3 separate regions of the Homo sapiens genome follow, and all the other regions are linked to region 1. The links are chromatin contacts, found by Hi-C or POLR2A ChIA-PET in ENCODE. All regions are on one chromosome and are shown on one strand. The core of a region is the stretch at or near the end of the contact, and the rest is flanking DNA. Distances in the headings are between cores, read along the strand shown. Region 1 holds the start of CALU (calumenin). Region 2 holds the start of IMPDH1 (inosine monophosphate dehydrogenase 1). Region 3 has its middle 18 kb from the start of HILPDA.

Evidence for each region. Hi-C counts contacts between places; a loop is a spot of excess contacts on that map. ChIA-PET counts read pairs that join two places held with the same protein, here RNA polymerase II (POLR2A). Pooled maps may share reads with other maps.
Region 2: a loop to region 1 is called in a map of B cell, with 12 times the contacts of the local background. The contact joins the promoter of IMPDH1 here to the promoter of CALU in region 1. A Hi-C loop is called at or near these places in 2 of 168 maps with a recorded cell type or tissue (B cell and naive thymus-derived CD4-positive, alpha-beta T cell), 5 of 37 single-sample maps with no recorded cell type and 12 of 50 pooled maps. POLR2A ChIA-PET finds 5 or more read pairs at or near these places in 2 of 52 experiments (T-cell and WTC11).
Region 3: a loop to region 1 is called in a pooled map, with 2.3 times the contacts of the local background. The contact joins the enhancer-like site here to the promoter of CALU in region 1. A Hi-C loop is called at or near these places in 1 of 37 single-sample maps with no recorded cell type and 6 of 50 pooled maps. POLR2A ChIA-PET finds 5 or more read pairs at or near these places in 1 of 52 experiments (PC-9).

Annotation. Positions count from the first base shown.
Region 1 is chr7:128,737,830-128,741,296 of GRCh38, reverse strand. CALU (calumenin) reads right to left here and starts at 1,938. Exons shown (of 7, transcript NM_001219.5): 1 at 1,865-1,938. RefSeq lists an enhancer at 1,602-1,701 and silencers at 1,982-2,121, 2,192-2,331.
Region 2 is chr7:128,408,033-128,411,499 of GRCh38, reverse strand. It overlaps IMPDH1 (inosine monophosphate dehydrogenase 1), which reads left to right and starts at 1,518. Exons shown (of 17, transcript NM_000883.4): 1 at 1,518-1,744; 2 at 2,016-2,059; 3 at 2,148-2,211. The coding sequence starts at 1,599. RefSeq lists an enhancer at 862-1,101 and a silencer at 1,372-1,991.
Region 3 is chr7:128,436,170-128,439,636 of GRCh38, reverse strand. No RefSeq gene overlaps it. Among named protein-coding and RNA genes, the nearest start is that of HILPDA, 18 kb to the left of the region's middle. Within about 2 kb of position 1,801, at least 3 of the 41 ENCODE cell types and tissues checked have a DNase peak (open chromatin) inside an H3K27ac peak, as active enhancers do.

The DNA of each region.
Region 1 (3,467 bases), core at 689-3,188:
GCCTGCCTGTGTTCTCCAACTTCCAATTCCGTTTACTGGATCTGGCAATCAGCCAGGAACAGGCAAAAGTGTTATTTCAGCTGTCTTAACTCTAATACATAAATTACTGCATCAGCAACATCCATACTTAAGAGTTCAGAGAGTGAGAATCTAGGGCCTTGTGGCCTAGCTAGCATTTCCAGTGGCTATCCTTGGCTACACCTCTGTCCTTTCAATATCCCTGGTATACCTACGTTACAGAAAATCTGTGTTAACACCAATGTACTAGGGTGTGGTGTTATATACCTCTAGTCTCAGCTACTTGGGAGGCTGAGGCAGGAGGACTGCTTGAGCATGGGAGTTCAAGGCTCCACCTGGTCAACATACTGAGACCCTCAACTCTAAAATAAATAAATTTTAAAAAATAACACCAATATATAGATCCCAATACTGCTCTAATGGATATTAAGTGCTATCAATAAGTACTTCTTGACACATCACTGGATGAATGAAAACAAACAATGATTACATTGAGAGTGACAATGAGTTGGTTTCAAAGCTATATTGAGTACTATTCACTCAGGCATACTCAATACATTTTTGTGAGCTCATGGCTTTCCTACTTGTGATTCTCAAAAGAATCCTATTGGAACCCCCCCACCCCCCAATCACAGTAAAACCTCAGATTAGGTCTTGGCAAACTCATTTTCTTGACAAATACAACTTAGAGGTTATATCTGGTCCCTCATTTGGATTATACTATATAAATTCTTCAGTGATTACTGTCGTTTGGTATTTGGTTAATTAAATCTACTGAGTGAGGTCAAACTTGCATTTGTCTTGTGTCAAGTTCCATTCTATGGCAGACTAATTTAACAGAGATTCCAAGGTTCTCTGCCTCCAAGCTGAATAAGCTACTAGAACAAAAAACAACTAGAAGCCACCTTATTCCCAATTCATTAACGTTGACTTCATGGTCCACACCAGAAAATGAACGCAACTCAATTCTCGAAGACACTATTCTAGAATTTTATACACTTAGGAATTCAGATCACAGGCTCAAAAGTTTTAGCAGGAGACCCACGGAGCTTGGGCCTTGATGCAAAAGCAGCTTTTGAAACTGCAAGCCACTCTACGCTTAATCGCGGCAGCTATAGGGAATTAAGTTTATTTCTGACCGCAGCATGCTAAAAATCAGTAGGATATGGGGCTAGAAGCAACAAAAAACGTAACAAAAATTAATTCCCCAATAAAGCTTTAAAAACTATTTTCCGTCGCTAACTGAAGTACGTAGCCAAATATGGAAGCTCTAAACATTCAGCTTTTCTTTAAAATCATAGATATCACCTAGTGTCGTCACTCGTTCTCTCCCCCCTTGTTTCTGCACCCTTTAGGTGAGTGAACACGACCTTGGCAGATGCACCCTACTGTCGGGATGTGGCCTTGGGGCGGAGCTGGCAGATACAAGCAGGATGGTGAGTGGAGGCGGCAAGGAACTCTTACAATAACACTATCCAAATGCCCTCCGACCTTCCGGAGGCAAAAAATGACCCTCTGGTGCCAGAGACTCGGTGAGTGGCGTGACCTAGAGATGGAGGACCAGGACGCAGCAAACCAGGCACAGAACAGTACCCAACGGGACAGAGTTCCACCGGACCAGCCCCCTTCCCAGAGCGCGCGGTAAGACGGGCGGCGGCCTCCATCCCAGGCTGCACACAGAGGGTCCCGGGATCTCCAGCAGCATCAGGCCTGGGACCCGGGCGCCAGCAGAGACAGCGGCACCGAGTGAGGCAGTCCCCTGCCGCGCCAAGAACAAGACCGGGGACAGAAAGAAAGCGAATAAAGATGAGGCAGTGGTGAAGGGGCTGGGCATCACCGTACTTACCTTTCCTCGTAGCCCCCACAGCACAGGATGCCGTGGCCGCCGCTCACCCACCGGCTCAGCTCACGCGCGCAAGCACCGCCCAACCGGAAGCGGGTCCGCACCCCGCCCTCATCCGCCTCGCCGGCGGCCTCCCGACCAATCATCAGCAAACCCGCCGCTGTCGCATAGCGTCCCCGAGTAGCCATTGGTCTAACAATCGCATAGCCGGGATTGGCTGGAAAGCGCCACGTCCCCGGGACCGCGCCGAGTTGCGTGGAGCGGATTCCCGCCCAACTCTCGTCCCCGGGATTGTTGGGACGGCGGGCTCCAGCCCCAGCCCCAGCCCCAGCCCCGTACTGCGGGTGGCGTGGGCGCGGCCGTGTGGCCGCCACGTCCCCATTCACAGCTCATGACTCTGCTTCCACAGGGCTTCTTAGACTATCCTGCTAGTTATCTTCATTCCCACAAGACCACCAGGGCGGAATTAATCCGACTGAATCAGTCACCAACTTTATTGAACAATCCCAACTTTTTCTTTCCCTTCAGCGCTGCGCCCTGCGCTATCTACAGGAGGCTCTTCAGTCTTTGGCACCAGTGTATCTTTTAGCTCCATCTCCCAACACTCCCCCTCATCTTGCGCTCTGGGCACCATCATCTGTTTCCTAACAACCGGTCCTTTTTCATCTCTTAAGATTTTTGATCAAGAGGCTTCCTCTGCCAGGAATAAGTGCGTTTTCCTGATTTTCTGCCTTGCCAATAGAAGTCCCAGTTCAGATGTTAGCTCTAGAAGCCTTCCCTGACCTCACTAAGCATAATTCTTACCTTATTTACCATCATAGCTGTTTATAGCTTCAGTACACTTTGCCAAATTCTGCTATAAAATGTAGCTTATCCATCTGTCCTCTTCTAGAGTAAGCTCCTGGGTAGGTATCTGTCTATTCATCTTTATATCTGCAACTCTGAGCTTACTGCCCAGCTCAGTAATGTTAAGTGAAGGGAATGGGCCGAACCCGTTGCATGTCCCTGAAAATTTAATTTCATGTCATGAAATTAAAACAAATATCAAATAAAGGCTACTATAGCTTCAACACAAATGGAATGTAAACCTGTGGCATTCTTAGCACATAAAGCCTCTGTAGTTTAAAATCAAATTGAGACAAGTTGTAAACTCATGAAACAGTTAAGCTCATGAAAGCAAGCTAGTTACTGTCAACGTGAAAGGTTTACAACTAATCCTTCTGGCATTCAAAGGAGTGTCAGTGACCCTTGGTGGTAGTCAGGGAAGGCTTCAGAGGAAGATATGACTAAGGCTGGACTAAGGAAGTCCCAAATGGACTATTCAGCAAGAAGAGTAATAGGAATAAGGACAAGTGGAGGGCAGAGTGGGAGGTAAATTCTCAGGCCAGGTAGCAAATGAGGAAGGTTAAAAAAAGGGGTGGGGGGAAACAATGAAAGAAAAGCATGGATAGTAAGTTTGGAGAGGTAATGGAAGATCTTGTCAATTTGAGGAACCTGAACTGAAGACAGTGGGAACTGTGGGTCTTCCTGGGAAAGTTTCTAAGCTTGTGCCTACAGGGAAGCCATCTAATGGGTATTAACAATAAAACAGGCTACCTCAGGAGGC
Region 2 (3,467 bases), core at 269-2,768, 330 kb after region 1:
AGGTGATCTGACCGCCTCAGCCTCCCGAAGTGTTGAGATTACAGGCATAAGCCACTGCGCCCAACCTAAATTTTAAAAAACTTAAATAAAAAAAGAATCCTGATTCTGGGGAGTGGGTGTGTATGTGCATAGGAAGAGGCACGATGAAGGATAAAGTCCAAGATCTTACTGTTGCATAAATTCAGCTTCCTTTGTGAAATCGTTGCTGAAAGTCTGACCCCTAATACATCTTAGCACTCCTCAATCACGCAGTGTTTACCATTTGTTCCCTCAGACTTGTCAGACAAAAGTCCAGATGCGCCGGGCGCGGTGGCTCACGCCTGTAATCCCAGCATTTTGGGAGGCCGAGGCGGGCGGATCACAAGGTCAGAAGATCGAGACCATCCTGGCTAACACGGTGAAACCCCGTCTGTACTAAAAATACAAAAAATTAGCTGGGCGTGGTGGCGGGCGCCTGTAGTCCCAGCTACTCTGGAGGCTGCGCCAGGAGAATGGCGTGAACCCGGGAGGCGGAGCTTGCAGTGAGCCGAGATCGCGCCACTGCACTCCAGCCTGGGCGACAGAGCGAGACTCCGTCTCAAATAAAATAAAAAATAAATAACATAACATAAAATAAAATAAAATAAAATTTCCAGATTCTTCTCGACTTAAAGATGGGGCTACCTCAGGGTAAATCCATCTGTAAGGTTGAAAAATCTTAAGTCAACCATTGTAAGTCGAGGACCATCTGTATATGGCATGAGAATTATCAGCTGTTTATTTTCATCTACTTTGTCTCCTGAAATAAATTGCCTGAGGGCAAGGACTCTTACATTTCTTTGCCATTTTTGCTAGGTGTTCAATCACCGTTCACAATGATAACAGTAGGAAAAAGTGCGCCTTCTAGTAAGTGGACAAACAAGTTTGAGTACACTGCTCTGCCCCACTCCCTTGTTACGGGGTAACATAACAAGGTAAAGTACCTCCACAACGAGGCAAGACTAGGTCCTGTTCCTTAAGGAGCCCGCAGCCTTGTCTGTTCTGTTCGTTCCCTGGCAGATTACAGGCTGTGGAGATCCCTCTCCCCGCTCTCTAACGTGGAGTCGGCTGAGCACGACTCTCTCGCCCCAGCGCGGGAGGTCTGCGGTCTGCGGGTATGAGGCGCTCCAGGGGACCTGGCATCGTCGGCGTGCAAGAGAGGAGCGGACCTGAGACGCAAGGAGAAGCCCTGCCTCTGGAGTCCAGCTCCTTTCCTCTTCTGGTTTTCCTCGGAAGGGGCCAGGAGACACTGGAAGGTCCGGACGGCAGGGAAGGGGACGGGGTTCTTTCCAGTCCCACCCGTGTAGGGACACCTCTCCCCCTCATCCCCCGATGTACCCTCGCTGAATCTGGGATGGGAGAGACGAACCGAGTCTAGGCATCTGCGTAGCAGCGCCGGGGAGAGCGGGGAGCCCAGGGCGGAGCCCAGTCGACTCCCGGATTCCCCTGCCCCGCCCCCGGCACGAGGCCCCGCCCCGGCGGCCCCGCCCCTCCTCGGGACTCGACCGGGCTGCGCTCACTGCCCAGCCGGGGCCCCGGGAGCCTCCAGGCTCCCGCCCGCCCTGAGCTGCGGCCTCCGCATGGAGGGGCCACTCACTCCACCACCGCTGCAGGGAGGCGGAGCCGCCGCTGTTCCGGAGCCCGGAGCCCGGCAACACCCGGGACACGAGACGGCGGCGCAGCGGTACAGCGCCCGACTGCTGCAGGCCGGCTACGAGCCCGAGAGGTGACGCCCAGGGCAGAGCGCGCGGGGCGCATCCGGGGCGGGCGGCCGAGGAGGGCGCGGCGGCTCCGGGAACCCGGCGACGCTGCGGGGGAGGGGCAGGCCCCACAAACCCTTCCCCTATTACCGCCTCAGCCTCTAACTTCCCGAAACGCCACGCTCCCGGCTTTGGTTGGGGGATGCAGACGGGCACTGTGCGAAGGGTTAGGTGCTTCGTTGCACGGGGGAGCGGAGGAGAGGGAACAGGTCGTAAAAACCTTCCCTAAAATCTTAGCCCTAGATTGGACCTCGCTACACACCCGACGACACCCCGTTCAGGTGGCTCCAACTCCTGGGGTTCAAACAGTGCTTGCTGGAGTCCTGTCCGACTGACTTGGCTTACCCCTCCTTAGCTGTTTCCTCCTAGAACTATCTTCAGTGGTCTTACTGGCAGGTGTTGGTGTCCAGATGGATCGCCTTCGCAGGGCTAGGTGAGGACACTCTCCCCTCCTCACCATGCACTGAGATCTGAGAGGCTGCCAGTGCAGCTCACCTCAAGGTCTCTCCGAAGACGCAGGCCCCCATGCTGGGGTCTGTAGGGGAATGAGGGACACTGGAGGAAGAGTAGGGTAGTGAGCTGGGCCCCAGGGGGACTGGCTGAAAAGGAGACAGCAGCTAATCTCTGGATTGTATCGCAGCTTGAAATGCAATCCCACTGTCCTTCCGGTCCAGAGGATTTGGACTTCTTTCTCTGCCCATCTGCTGGTGTTCAGCAGCTTGGGGAGGTGACCTGGCAGCTGGGTTAGATGGGGGTGGTCTGGGGGAATTAGCCCGGCAGCTCTGCCCAGGGGTTGGCCGCTTATGTAAGAACTTTTAACGGCTTAAGGGGCTCCTCGGCAGTGGGGCTGCTGAGTTAGGCCCCCCTGTCCTGGCAGGCTGCCTCTCTAGAATTGACTCAGGCTTAGGCAACTCCCAGCCTTTCTCCTGTCCTAGAAATCCAGCTCCTGGGGTTCAGGCCGCAGGGCGATAGGGAGGGGCCACAGGGGCTGAATGAGCCGGTTGGGGCTTGACAGAGGCAGTGCTTGGTTAGAGTAGGGGTTGCAAACATAATGTTTCAGAGCTCAGGCCGGAGCCATGTGAGTGCATCCTTTCTCCAGATTGCACTTCTGCATCAAGGGGCCATCCCTACCCCCACCCCCAACCGACCCGCACCCCCCACTTGGGCTCAGGGAGCCTGTGTAAACCTGAGCCCCAGCCAGGTGGTGTAGTGAGATTCAAAACCTGCTGGCCAGACCTCCACCTGCCTTCGCCAACCTGGAGCTGTGGGAAGAGGACAGGATTCTGTGAGCAGTCCTGGGTTTGAATCCAGTGTTATTGCTCTCTGGCTTGAACTTGGACAGGCTATGCCCCCGACCCAGCTCAACAGTGCTAATGTTACTACCTTTTCTGCCCTTCCCCCATCTTCCCCTCAAGAGTGTTTTGAAATCTTGTTCCTTCAAATAGCCCCAGGCCTGATAGAGCCCTCGGGGTTCCCTGCCTGGACCTCAGTACCCAGCTGGGCACTGTTGCCCTGCTACCCTGAGGAAGGGGCTTGGACCTGCCTTCCTATCCCCACAGCTGCTAGGTGGGGGTCTCAGGGAACAACAGCCCTTCCTCGGCTTCGGAGGCCGACTGGTTGCCTCGGTGTCTCCTCCCCATGGAGGAAGCAGCTGGGGAAGATCAGGAAGAGGGTGTATGAGAGTGGGGG
Region 3 (3,467 bases), core at 552-3,051, 300 kb after region 1:
GTTTTTTGTAGAGACAGGGGTCTCACCATGTTGCCCAGGCTGGTCTCAAACTCATGGGCTCAAGCCATCTTCTTGCCTCGGCCTCCCAAAGTGTTGAGATTACAGGTGTGAGCCTCTACACGCAGCCAGCACACCTTTTTAGGCTCTTGTTCCATACTATGAAATAGCCTTCCTAGGCACACTGTGTGAAAATGCCCATTTTCCTATGTTCCATGCACGCACAATCCTAATAGTATTCTCTATATTTGCAAATGAGGATATGGAGTCGGGGGCACTGGATTAGGGTGGGCCCTAATCCCATGTGACTGGTGTCCTTATAAGAAGAGGAAAATTTGAACACAGACAGACAGAGGGAAGATGGCCATGTGATGCCAGAGGCAGAGAGATTAGAGTTAGGGTGCCATGAGCCAAGGAATGTGTGGGGCCACCAGAAACTGGAAAAAACAAGGAAGGATCCTCCCCTAGTTGGCAGCGTGGCCCTGCCAATGCCCTAATTTCAAACTTCCAGGCTCCAGAACTGTGAGAGAATAAATTTATATTGTTATGAATCACCTAGTTTGTGATACTTTATTACCACTGCCCTAGAAAACTAATACAGATGGAGCGGAGTGGTTTGTAAAATAGGGAGGGGAAAGGATTTCGACATGAGTTGACACCATCTACACATTTGCTGGGGATATGTCAGACTAACTCCTTTTAGGACACCAGAAGGCTGTATTGGATCATGGGGAAGGGATGGGAAGAAGGCAGGCAGATAGTGCTATAGGACACTAGCTACCACAAGGGTGATAAGAGTGGGTGTCCTCTGTACTTCTAGGGGGTATAGGATATCTGGGAGCAGACCAGGGTGAGCTGGGAGCGGAGGTGCAAGGGACCAGAAGAAACAAGGCTTCAGAAGAGCAGCTCCCTCATCAGTATTACCCAGGGAGTAATTCTGGGTACAGGCCACACTCCTGGGTTCCCCTGAAGCACACATTTCTACTCTTCTCACACCAACAACTCTTTTTTGAGATGGGGTCTTGCTCTGTCACCTAGGCTGGAGTGCAGTAGTGTCATCATAGCTCACTGCAGCCTTGAACTCCACAACTCAAGGGATCCTCCCACCTCAGCCTCTTGAGTAGTTGGAACTACAAGCGTGCGCCACCACGCCCAGCTAACTTTTTTATTTTTTATTTTTGTAGAGACTGGGTCTCTCTATGTTGTCCAGGCAGGTCTCAAACCCCTGAGGTCAAGTGGTCCTCCTACCTTGGCCTCCCAAAGTGGTGGGACTTCAGCCGTGAGCCATGCAATGGGCCTATACTTTTTAGATTCCGTACAAAGGAAGAGTATTCTGGACATTTCATATAAATGAATAATTTAATATATGACCTTTTGTGTCTGGTTTTGTTAATGGATGGTACTGTATAGTTCCAGGCTCTTGGTGTCCCAAACAAAGAACTGGACGTGACACAGATAGCATAGCAAAGCAGCAAAAATTTGTTATGCATAGTAACACTCCCAGAGAGGAGAGAGCGGGCTGACCCGCAAGTGGTATCAGTCCCAGTTTGTTACATTTCATGGCCTTTTATATGTTTTTTTTTTCCACTTGCTCAACCTTACTGTATCTCTTTTGACCAAATTGTTTATCTTTACTTTTATTTTTTGTGACCAAATTGCTACTGCAAGTCCTTCTTATTTTTCTTATCTTGCATGTTTCAACTCACTGCTTACTCCCTTATGTACATACTGCTTACTTCCTTATTTTATATATTCTACTTCTGCTATTTTGCATGTTTTGCTTTTGCTACTGCTTAAGCTAACTTACGTCCAAGGATCCGCTTCGCCCCCAGCTTGCTCTGCTATTCTCCTGCCTTAGTTTCTTCCAACTTGCACAGCGTTCTCAAGTTTCATCTATGTTGTAGCTTGTATCAGAATTTCATTCATGTTCAAGTAATATTCTGTTGTATGGATATACCACATTTTGTTTACCCATTCATCAACTGATGGACATTTGGGTAGTTTCCACCCTAGCTATTATGAATAAGGCTGATATGAACATTTGTGTACATGTTTTTGTGTAGATATATGTTTTCAGTTCTCTTGGATCTACAACTAGGAGTAGAACTGCTGGGTTATGTGGTATCTCTGTGTTTAATATTTTGAGGAATTGCCAAACTGTTTTCCAGAGTGGCTGCATCATTCTGTAATTCTACCAGCAATATATAAAGGTTCCAGTTTCCCCACATCCTGTCAACACTTGTTATTGTCTTTACTTTTTTAAATTTTAGCCAGCCTGGTGGTTGTTAAGTAGTATCTCATTGTGGATTTCATTTGTATTTCCCTAATGACTAATGATGTTGAACATCTTTTTATCTGCATATTGGCTATTTGTAAGCCTCCTTTGGAGAAATGTTTATTCAAATTCTTCACCCAGTTGTAGCCGGGCATGGTCGCAGGCACCTGTAATCCCAGCTACTTGGGAGGCTGAGGCAGGAGAATTGCTTGAACCCGGGAGACAGAAGCTGCAGTGAGCCGAGATCACCCCACTGCACTCCAGCCTGGGTGATGAGCAAGACTCTGTCTTAAAAAAAAAAAAAAAAAGTGGCTGGGCACGATGGCTCACGCCTGTAATCCCAGCACTTTGGGAGGCTGAGGTGAGTGGATCGCCAGAGGTCAGGAGTTCGAGACCACCCTGGCCAACATAGTGAAACCCCGTCTCTACTAAATATACAAAAAATTTAGCTGGGCGTGGTGGTGGGCGCCTGTAATCCCAGCTACAAGGGAGGCTGAGGCAGGAGAACTGCTTGAACCTGGGAGGCGGAGGTTGCAGTGAGCCGAGATTGTGCCATTGCACTCCATCCTGGGCAACAAGAGCGAAACTCCATCTCAAAAAAAAAAAAAAAAAATCCTGTGCCTATTTTCAAATCAGGTTATATGACTTTTTATTTTTGAGTTGTAGAAGTTCTTTATATAAAGAACTTCTGGATACAAGTCTCTTATCAGATACATGATTTGCAAATACTTCTCCCATTCCATAGGTCCTCTTTCTTTTAAATGTTATCTTGATTAAGTATAAAATTCTAGTTTGCTAGTTATTTACTTTTTTTTTTTTTTGAGACAGGGTTTTTGCTCTGTTAACCAGGCTGAATTGTAGTTATGTGATCTCAGCTCACTGCAACCTCTGCCTCCCAGGCTCAAGCAATCCTCCCACCTCAGCCTGCCAGGTAGCTGGGACTACAGGCATGCTCCACCATGCCTGGCTAATTTTTTTTTTTTTTTTTGGTAGACAAGGGGTTTCACCATGTTGCCTAGGCTGGTCTCAAACTCCTGGGCTCAAACAAGCTGCCTGCTTCAGCCTCCCAAAGTGCTGGGATTACAGGTGTGAGCTCCCATGCCCGACTTGTTATTTACTGTTATACATTTAAAAATATTCCTTTGTCATCTAGCTTCCTTGATGATAGAAGGTGAGGGTTTTATGTCATTCATTG